Regions from separate parts of the Homo sapiens genome. Here region 2 is linked to region 1. Evidence: read pairs that join two places in POLR2A ChIA-PET (ENCODE). Cell type or tissue: OCI-LY7. All regions are shown on one strand. Links, peaks and the distances in the headings refer to the core of each region. The heading gives the core; the rest is flanking DNA.

Region 1 (5,387 bases), core at 271-5,270:
ATTTCTTTATTTTGTTTTAGAATTATATATCAATATTTAACTGGAAATGATTATTTGGAACCTGCAATACAGATTGTTCTTCATTTTGTAATATAGCCATTTCTCACAAATAGATGTAAAAGAACAGTTCCTGAGATGATCTTGCCCATGACAGATAAGTAGTTCCTGTTTGTATAAACTGTGCTGAGCTGTTTGAAGGATGTTCCCTTCATCTCCATATCCCTAGCGCTAAGGGTGATTCTGTGGAGACTTTTTGCCTCTCTTGTTGCAATGAGTAGTAGTCAAGGTGACTCCTTTCTAGAAACCCCTCCCCAATGACTGACATTGGCTTTGGTGCTTGGAAGGGTGTGTGTGTGTGTGTGTGTGTGTTGGCAAGGTGTTTGTTGGGGCAAGTAAGCATTAAATATCCCGCTTTGCATTTTATTAATACTTTAATCTCACTGTGATTTTTGTAATGCTTGTTCCACTTCTATATCTTTTGTATAAATTCCTGACAAATACCTGTTTGCTTATATTATTATGGACTTTTAAAGACACCTAGAACTGGCTGGGCGCAGTGACTCACGCCTGTAATCCCAGCATTTTGGGAGGCCGAGGTGGGCACATCACTTGAGGTCAGGAGTTCGAGACCAGCCTGGCCAACATGGCAAAACTCTGTCTCTACTAAAAATACAAAAAATTAGCTGGGCGTGGTGGCACACGCCTGTAATCCCAGCTTCTCGGGAGGCTGAGGTGGTAGAATGGCTTGAGCCCAGGAAGTGGAGGTTGCAGTGAGCTGAGATCACACTGCTGCACACCAGCCTGGGTGACAGAGCAAGACTCTGTCTTAAAAAAAAAAAACAAAAAAACCAAAAAACCTAGAACTAGCTTCCTTTGCCCTGTAGAACAAAAAAATAGTGTGACTCCTTTTTAACCTTTTATTGTTCATCACAGATCCTGAGCAGTGAGTTCAAAGGTAAGACATGGCCCCTTCCCTTATGAGGTTTATGGGATAGTGCAGCTCTGTGTTAGAGCCACATTGAAGGAGTAACCCATTTCCAGAGAGATTTTCAGGATATATATTGGTACACAGACTATAATGCCCGACATTGTTGTTCCATCTTCTGAAACACATAAGGCAAATGTAACAGTCAAATAAAAAAGATTTGGAATCTAAGATCGTATGTATGATAAATTACCTGCCAGCTTAAGCATGGAAGTCAGTGTGACTCTGAAAACTAGATTACTGTGACACACCTGACAATCACATCACTATGGTTAATAATCACTAGTCTAGTGGGAAAATAAAGATCAGGAAAGAGATTATAAAGTGACATTGCTTTCATTTCCAAGAATGGGTATTAGGGAGATGACGAGAGAGGTACTTTACCCAGTTTTGAGGGCGTGACTAGAGCATAGGTGTGGGAAGTATGTTGGATATATGGAAGAGAGAAGTAGTACCAGGTAACTGACAACCTCTTATGCCATGTTGAAGTTTGGACAAGTTATACTGGCAATTTGAAACCACAGAAGGGTAGTAACTGCTGGCAGGAGGATATAGTCATGGAGTGTTAGGCTACAGGCAAGCATGCTAATCAGACTTGGTTCAGATAGCCCAGGAGTGATGGGACTTGAGCAGTGGGTATGCAGAATAAGCAGTCAGCAGAAGGCTTATCTGCAGAACATAAATTATCTACCTCACGCCCATAGTGGTATCAACTAAAATACAGCCAGTTTTGTGAGGGAGGTGGGGATATATCTGGTATGTGGCTGAGAAAATCTGATCACGTTGCAGGTCAAAGACAGTTTTTTAAACTGTCTTTATTGCAGTGATCTCTATATGTGTCAATAAACTAGGCTACTAGATTGAAGAGAAGCATGAAGAAACTTGTCATGATGGTGATAGTTTAGTGAGTGTATACATAATGTCAAAGTGAATCAAATTTCTTGCAGTTTATTCTGTATTTCAATGATACTGTTACTGAACCAAACTGGTTCTGTTTGTCCATGTGCAATGGAAAGCAAACACCAAAGCATAGGTTCTTTTGTAAAGAGAAAAGTTCGTGGTAAGACTGTCAAGCAAGGAGACAGTCAGGTTCAAATCTGTCTCCCCCAGCTGGGGGCTGGGACATATTTTATAGACAGAGGGTAATGAGGTATGATCTGATTGAATCTTACAATGATGTGATGCCAGGAGGTGTGATCTGACTGGATCATACCAGGAGGTGACACCAGGGCTCAATCTGATTGGATCATGGATCATGTCATGTGGTGTCCACTTCTTAATTTGGTCCTGTCTCGGTCCAGGCACTTAGGTTCTGCTTGTGGTTGCATGCGTGGTTCATCTGGACAGGCTCAGGTTACAGAACTTGCAACCTGGGGATCCATGGCAACTGAAGAACAAATCACCATTTTGTCACACAAAGCTGAACCAGACTAGGCCGGTTCTGTGGATGATGCTTGGCCAAAAGGCCAAGAAGTGATCAATAATACTTCAGAGTTTAAAAGGCAAAACTAGGCCATTACCTGGTAAAGTTGCTTTTAGTATTTTTTTAACAGCTTTATTGAGATATAATTCACATACTATGCAATTCACCATTTAAAGTGTACAATTATTTTTTTTTAAGTTTTTTTTTCTTTTTTTTTTGAGACAAAGTTTTGCTCTCGTGGCCCAGGCTGGAGTGCAATGGCGCCATCTCAGCTCACCACAACCTCTGCCTCCTGGGTTCAAGTGATTCTCCTGCCTCAGCGTCCCGAGTAGCTGGGATTACAGGCAAGCGCGACCACGCCCGGCTAATTTTGTATTTTTAGTAGGTGCGAGGTTTCTCCATGTTGGTCAGGCTGGTCTCAAACTCCTGACCTCAGGTGATCCGCCCGCTTTGGCCTTCCAAAGTGCTGGGATTACAGGTGTGAGCCACCGCGCCCGGCCTAGTATGTTAATAGATACGTGCAACCATCACCACATTTTTAGGACACCTTCATCACCTCAAAAAGAAACATTTAACTGTCACCCTCCACTTTCACTTTCCTCAGCCCATAGAAACCACTAATCTACTTTCTGTCTATCGTAGAGTTCCCTATTCTGGACATTTCATACAAACAAAAATCATATAATAAGTAGTTTTTTGTGACTGTTTTCATTTAGCATAATGCCTTCTTTTCTTTCTTTCTTTCTTTCTTTCTTTCTTTCTTTCTTTCTTTTTTTCTTTCTTTCTTTTCTTTCTCTCTCTCTTTCTCTCTTTCTGTCTTCGCTATACTAACAAGGTAACCATAATACTTTCAAGGTCTGTCTGTTGCAGCATGTATAAGTACCTCCCTTTTATGGTTGAATAATATTCCATTGTACAAATATACCACATTTTGTTTCCATTCATCAGTCAGTAAGCATTCATTCGGGTTGTTTCTACTTCAGACTATTATGAGTGATCTTAATTTTGTACCATTACATTCAGGAAGTGATAATCTTTGCATTTTTCATGTGATTCTTTCTGTACTGTTTATACATTTGAATGAACTTTGTTTTTTTGTTTTTTTTTGTTTTTAAATAGATGGAGTCTCTATCTGTTGCCCAGGCTGGAGTGCAGTGGTGCAATCTCAGCTCACTGCAACCTCTGCCTCCCGGGTTCAAGGATTCTTCTGCCTCAGCCTCCCGAGTAGCTGGGACTACAGGTGCGTGCCACCATGTCCAGCTAATTTTTGTATATTTAGTAGAGATGGGGTTTCACCATGTTGGCCCGGCTGGTCTCAAACTCCTGACCTCAAGTGATCCACCCACCTCGGCCACCCAAAGTGCTGGGATTACAGGCGTGAGCCACCGCGCCCAGCCGTGGATGAACTTTTTTTTTTTAAAAAGGCTGAACATTTGAGGGTTTCACGTCCTAAATACATAACGGGGGAATTCTAGAAAGACATTTTCTATGAGGCTTTACTTTGCATTTATACCCCTTCCTCCCTCCCCTGTCGTTGGAATTTAAACTTACCTAAGCATAGAGAAATGTTTCCTTTCTGGTTTAAGATTTTATTTAGGTATGGGAACTTGTGAAAGTGTTGGAAATATAGAGTGGAAAGCTTTTTGTTTTTTTTCGTGGTTTTTTTTTTGGCCTTTAAGACTGTTTAAAAGAAGTATTTGTGGCTGACATAGAATGATTAGCAGTACTGAGAGGGGACAAGAATCTAGGAGACAAAAACAGGTGCATAAGTAGCTTATGTGACAGGTAACAGGAACACTGTCTTATCTTCCTGTTTAATGCAGAATTAAGCAAAATGCGGCCGGACACTGTGGCTCACACTTATAATCCCAGCATTTGGGAAGGCTGAGGCAGGCAGATCACTTGAGCTCAGGAATTCGGGACTAGCCTGGCCAACATGGCAAAACTTTGTCTCTACTATAATACAAAAAGTAGCCAGGCGTGGTGGCACATGCATGTAATCCCAGCTACTCAGGAAGCTGAGGCACAAGAATGGCTTGAGCCTGGGAGGCGGAGGTTGCAGTGAGCCAAGATCATGTCACTGCACTCCAGTAAGACTCTGTCTTTAAAAAAAAAAAAAAAAAAAAAGCAAAATGTGAGAACTTACCAAGTGTAAGTTGTATTTATTCTTTGAGAGTTCAGTGGGCTGGAGTGGCATGATACCATTTGATAGGCCTTGATATAAAAGAGCATATTCAAATAATGGCCTGCCTTAAGATTGATGGGATTACTATAGTACAGTTCAAGTCATTTGGGGGTTGGAAATCCTTTTGAGATTTGGGAATCTTATTAGGCTATTGACAGCCCTTTCCCTATTCTGTTGTCATTACTTCCAAGCCTTGTACATGAAACTTTGAGTAAGACATCAAAGATCCACTGAAATCCATCTATGGGGCTATGTAAAATCTCCTAAGTTGTGTTGTTAAATTTTTTCCACAGCTAGGTACCAAGATTGATTCTGCACCTATTTCTTCTAAGGATTAGAGGGGTTTTTTTGCTTGTGGTTTTTTTTTTTTTTTCTTTTTTACTTTGTTTTAAAGCCATGCTTGTTGAAGTATTATTCACAGACAATAAAACTCACCATTTAAAAAAAGTGCACAGGATTGTAGTTTCTAGTTATCTTTCTAAAGACTTTACATGGCCAGGTGTGGTGGCTCACACCTGTAATCCCATCACTATGGGAGACCAAGGTGGGTGGATCACTTGAGGTCAGGAGTTCGAGACCAGCCTGGGCAACATGGTGAAACCCCGTCTCTACTAAAAATACGAAAATTAGCTGGGTGTAGTGGTGTGTGCCTGTAATCCCAGCTACTTGGGAGGCTGAGGCAGGAGAATCGCTTGAACCTGGGAGGCAGACGTTGCAGTGAGCCAAGATTGCACCATTGTACTCCAGCCTGGGTGATAGAGTGAGACTCTGTCTAAAAAAAAAAAAAGATTTAC
Region 2 (5,387 bases), core at 316-5,315, 52 kb before region 1:
TCCCAAAGTGCTGGGATTACAGGCTTAAGCCACTGTGCCTGGCCTGAATTTTTAAAATTAATGCAAATGCTTAAATAATTCAATATTTTGGGGTTTTTGTTTTTTTTTTCCATTCTCAAAAATGTGTGGCAGTTGTTTTTCTCGGTCCCTTTATAAGCTATAAGGAAATCATTTGAAATGTTAGTTTCTGGATAGTGGTTCTGTGAGTCTTTCCCCCCCTCCACCATATAGTGTAACATTTTAACTATCAATTGAATGCTTATCAGATGCCAAGCACTGTTCAGGCTCTGAATGCAGCAACAAACAAGATAACCTAATTAGTCCCTGTTGTTATGGAGTGTGCATCCTATGTATTTATGTATGTTTTAGGAGATGGTGAAATGCTAATTTATTTTCTGATAGTTATATTGAACTTTAATGACTTGGTAATTAATATGATAGAAACACTCTATTAAAATATGAATACCTTTTCTTGACTTGTAAGTATTTAGAATCAAACCCAAATATAAACTCATTCTCAAATCTCAGATGGAACATGACCAAAGAAGCAGTAGAGTATTTTAATTGTGTAGCTGACTGAGATAGATTTTTCTCCAGTTCTTTCCATGCCAGAAGTTTGTATTTATCTGTGCTGGATGATTATAATTCATGCCTTTGGTTCATTCTTGTTAATGTTGAGACTTTTGGCTCTTGTACTGATAAGAGCAGAGCACGGGGTTAGGAGCCAGAGGTAAACGTCACACAGTTTAAGATTAGTTACTGAGCAAATGGGAAAGAACAATTCTAGATATCAAACGCTAACTGCAGGGCTGGGCGCAGCGGCTCACGCCTGCAATCCCAGCACTTCGGGAGGCTGAGGCGGGCAGATCACTTGAGATCGGGTATTTGAGACCAGCCTGGCCAACGTGGTGAAACTCTATCTTTACTAAAGTTAGTGGGCATCTAATAATCCCACCTACTAGGAAGGCTGAGGCAGGAGAATTGCTTGAACCTGGGAGGCAGAGGTTGCAGTGAGCCGAGATTACGCTACTATACTCCAGCCTGGGTGAGAGAGCGAGACTCCCATCTGAAAAACAAAGCACAACACTGCATAAAAATAACTCAGATGTTTGTCTAAAATGAAACTTAAGAGTATCAGGTAAGGGAAACGAGAAAACCATTTAAGGGAAATAATTATTCTGGAGTAACATCCAAACTTCCAATAATTAAATGGGTGTTGGATGTAAATTTTGAAGAGTGGGTAGAAAATCCGTGGGATCCTTGAGTATGAGATTCTTAAAAAGTCTTTGGGAAAACATGGCAAATGGATTGCTTTGTGTGCGTGTGTGAGACAGGGTCGCAATCCCTTGCCCAGGCTGGAGTACAGTGGCATGATTATAGCTCATTGAAACTTTAAACTCCTGGGCTCATGTGATTCTCCCACCTCAGCATCCTGAGTATCTAGGACTACGGGCGTGTGCCACCACACCACGCTAATTTTACTCCTGGCCTTAAGCACTCCTCCCACCTTGGCCCCCCAAAAGGCTGGGATTACAGGCATGAGCCACTGTGTATTGCCTGGATTACTCTTAATAAACAAAAGATAGTATCCTCTTTGTGAAGTGGATATTTATTTTTGTAATATGTATGATCACATGCTAATTAACCTGAACTCTCTATGTATATTTACATGTGTACTTTTGGGAAAATTTTTTGGTAATATATACACCCTCCAAAATGAGGCCAGTGTAGGTGTGAATACTTAGTTTCTTAACTCTGCTGCTAATCCTTACTGTGTTAGATACTTGATTAAAACAGAATAGGGCCAGGCATGGTGGCTCACACCTGTAATCCCAGCACTTTGGGGAGGTCAAGATAGAAGGACTGCTTGAGCCCAGGAGTTCAAGATGAACCTGGACAACATAGCAAGACCACCATCTCTATAAAAAAACTAGCTGGATGTGGTGGCATGCATCTGTAGTCCCAGCTACTCCGGAGGAAGAGGCAGGAGAATCCCTTGAGCCCGGGAGGCGGAGGTTGCAGTGAGCTAAGACCACGCCACTGCACTCCAGCCTGGGCGACAGAGTGAGACTCCATCTCAAAACAGAACAAAAACAAACAAAAAACCAGATTAGTACTTGCATATATGTAGTAAATCATACCTTCATTAGTCAGGTAAATACAGTGTGAGCACCTTTTTTTTTTTTTTTTTGAGATGGAGTCTCGCTCTGTCACCCAGGGTAGAGTGCAGTGGCGCAATCTTGGCTCACCACAAACTCTGCCTCCCAGGTCAAGCAATTCTCCTGCCTCAGCCTCCCGAGTAGCCGGGATTACAGGCATGTGCCACCATGCCCAGCTAATTTTGTATTTTTAGTAGAGATGGGGTTTCTCCATGTTGGTCAGGCTGGTCTCGAACTTCTGACCTCAGGTGATCCGCCCACCTCAGCCTCCCAAAGTGCCGGGATCACAGGTGTGAGCCACTGTGTCCGGCCGCAACTTTCTTTTAATTGAAGCAACATATAACAGTTGTGAAATCTATGAATTATAAATCTTTTTATTAGGGTATATTTTTTAAACCTTTTATAGAAAATACTGCCAGGCACAGTGGCTCATGCCTGTAATCCCAGCACTCTGGGAGGCCGAGGCAGGCGGATCACTTGAGGTCAGGAGTTTGAGACCAGCCTGGTCGACATGGTGAAACCCCGTCTCTACTAAAAATACAATAATTAGCTGGGTGTGATGGCGCATGCCTGCAATCCCAGCTACGCAGGAGGCTGAGGTGGGAGAATTGCCTGAACCCGGGAGGCAGAGGCTGCAGTGAGCTGAGATTGTGCCACTGAGTTCCAGCATAGGCGACAGAGCGAGACTCTTGTCACACACACACAAAAGAAAAAGAAAATATAAAACTTACATAAAAGCAGAGAGGTACCTGTCCTGAAGCTTTAACAGTTATTACCACATGAGTTATTTTGAAACAAATCCCAAACTAGCATTTAGTCTGTAAACTTGTACTAGCTATAGTTTGGATTTTTGAATCTCTTAAACTGGCATTCTCTTTTATTTCTTTGGTATATTTTACCTTGATGACTGTGCTTTTACTTTGTCATGAAAATAATGTAAAAGTGCTTCTCTTCCTTCCCTCCTCCATTTTATGATTGTAGACAGGATGTACCTGAGTTTAGTTAATCTAGGTTTTCTTTGTTGTTCTCGAAGGGATCAATGGCAGCTGTGGTATTTGTTTGTTCTCACCCTTTTGGGGAAAGGGAAGAGGCAAAGGACTAAACTAGGTTATGAATCTAGACTAAACTGGTGTTTTCCTCAGATACTTCAAAATTGTGGATTATTTGACCTGGAAAGAGAAGTTCACTATAGTTCTTTGTTTTTTTTCTGTTTTTTATTTTTCTTTTTTCTTCTCTTTTCTTTTTGAGACAGGTTGTCACTCTGTTGCCCAGGCTGGATTGCAGTGGTGCAGTCACAGCTCACTGTAGCTTTGAACTCCTGGTCTCAAGCAATCCTTCCATCTCAGTCTCCTGAGTAGGTGGTACTACAAGCATGCAACACCATGCCCAGCTAGTTTAAAAAAATTTTAAAAAGATTTTTGTAGAGATGGGGTTTGGCTATGTTGTCCAGGCTGGTCTGGAACTCCTGGGCTCAGGTGATCCTCCTAAAGTGCTGGGATTACAGGCATAAGCCACAAGGCCTGTCCTATAGTTCTAATTGTGAAAGTTAAGTAATTTATTTCACTTGAGATGTCAAGCTCAATTGCTAGTTTTTGTTTTGTTTTTAATAGCTAGTTGACTATAAATTCTTCCTCCTTCAAAGGAGGTGACTGGCATGTGACTTCTATGGTATAGTCTCATACAGTTAACATGCAGTTGTGTTATATGTGTCGCCCTCTTCCTTCCCTTATACATACATATATACATGTGTAGGGAGGCATTTGGACTAAGGTGCTGATTCTTAACATTTTCTGTACTGTGCACTCCTTTAGCAGTCTGAAACCTATGGATCTCTTCTTATGTTTCAGTATGTCTTATTTTTTATTTTTTTGAGATGGAGTCTCGCTCTGTCGCCCAGGCTGCAGTGCCGTGATGCAATCTTGGCTTACCGCAACCTCCGCCTCCCAGGTTCAAGTGATTCTTCTGCCTCAGCATCTGGAGTAGCTGGGACTACAGGCACCTGCCACCATGCCCAGCTAATTTTTTGTAATTTTAGTAGAGGAGGAGTTTCACCATGTTGGCCAGTCTGGTCCTGACCTCCAGACCTCAAGTGATCCACCTGCCTTGGCCACCCAAAGTGTTGGGATTATAGGCCTGAGCCACTGTGCCTGGCCTCAGGATGTTTTAAAATGCATAAAATACGTAGGATTATAAAGGAAACCAATTATTTTAAAATGTAGTTAGCAGAATGTTAAAACTTGGTGATAGGTGCTTAGTATAATAAGCAACAAGTTCTAGCAACACATCTAAGTTTCACAGTAATGAGTATAGATGATAAAGATCTCCAACAGTCTAATGTGGTATGAAAATATCTGATTTATATTGATGTCAAAATTACAAGTACTGTAATTCTGTGGTTTAGTGCCAGCATTCATAATTGAAGGACGTGTTAAATTTCATTTAGGGGATAGTGAAGATAAATGTGTAATTTCCTGCCACCCACACCTCATTTTTATTTCCCTGAATTTTATCCATGGACTCCTTAGCTGTAACGGTCAGAGTAAGGTCACCTGGACTAAGGCCTTGTTTGTGTCCTGGGATGCCTAATTTGAAGCTAACGGATTTGAACTTAGAATGTAGTCATCAGATAAGTGTGTTTTAAACATTCTATCTGCCAATTTTAGTGGCTTTTAAAATAAGTCATAACAGTCCGATAAATGCTGGATCTCCAAATGGTCTCTATGCATTTTATGACTTTGCTTCTTTGCTTTTCCTTCTTGGGCTGTATTTTCTTAATAGATATTGGTTTGTAATTAATATAGAGTTAATATTTTAAGTAGTTTCTAAACTTCCATGTTGGCTATTATTGTTTTGCTTTTATGTTTTTTTCTTTTAAAAAACATTTTAATTCTTCTGCAGGATTCGGAAACTTCAGATACGAAATATCCCGCCTCATTTACAGTGGGAGGTAAGAATTTCTGTATTTAAAATTAAGATCTAAGTATGGAAGCCTATTGCTGTTAGTTTTTTCAAAGCTTTTTCTCCTTTCCTCAACTCTTGGGTGTGCTAGAACATAAAATTCTTCTCCTATGACCCGTGCCTTGGTGTGGGTTTTTCTTAGTAAGGGCACAGTGTATCTTTTAAAAATCTGCTCTTTGGGATAAGAAACCAAATATTGAAATATATTCTTGGGTAACTGGGTAATCTTTCTCATTCAGTCACTTCCCAACAGGATTTTGTTGATTTCAG

What was found. Peaks named below come from ENCODE experiments on the same cell type or tissue, not always from the same donor. Only the 100,000 strongest peaks of a DNase experiment are listed, where the experiment ranks them.
Region 2: POLR2A ChIA-PET joins it to region 1 with 8 read pairs; 8 of 35 experiments call an interaction of 5 or more read pairs at or near these places.

What each region holds. Positions count from the first base shown.
Region 1 is chr7:23,366,137-23,371,523 of GRCh38, reverse strand. All of the region lies in intron 3 of IGF2BP3 (insulin like growth factor 2 mRNA binding protein 3), which reads left to right. Among named protein-coding and RNA genes, the nearest start is that of SNORD65C, 28 kb to the left of the region's middle. In OCI-LY7, for the core only: a CTCF peak has its summit at 1,929; DNase peaks (open chromatin) are centred at 2,173, 2,973, 3,313 and 4,203; H3K4me3 peaks cover 3,483 bases; H3K27ac peaks cover 4,556 bases.
Region 2 is chr7:23,418,495-23,423,881 of GRCh38, reverse strand. It overlaps IGF2BP3 (insulin like growth factor 2 mRNA binding protein 3), which reads left to right. Exons shown (of 15, transcript NM_006547.3): 3 at 5,058-5,106. Among named protein-coding and RNA genes, the nearest start is that of SNORD65C, 25 kb to the right of the region's middle. In OCI-LY7, for the core only: no CTCF peak of the experiment used is centred there; no DNase peak of the experiment used is centred there.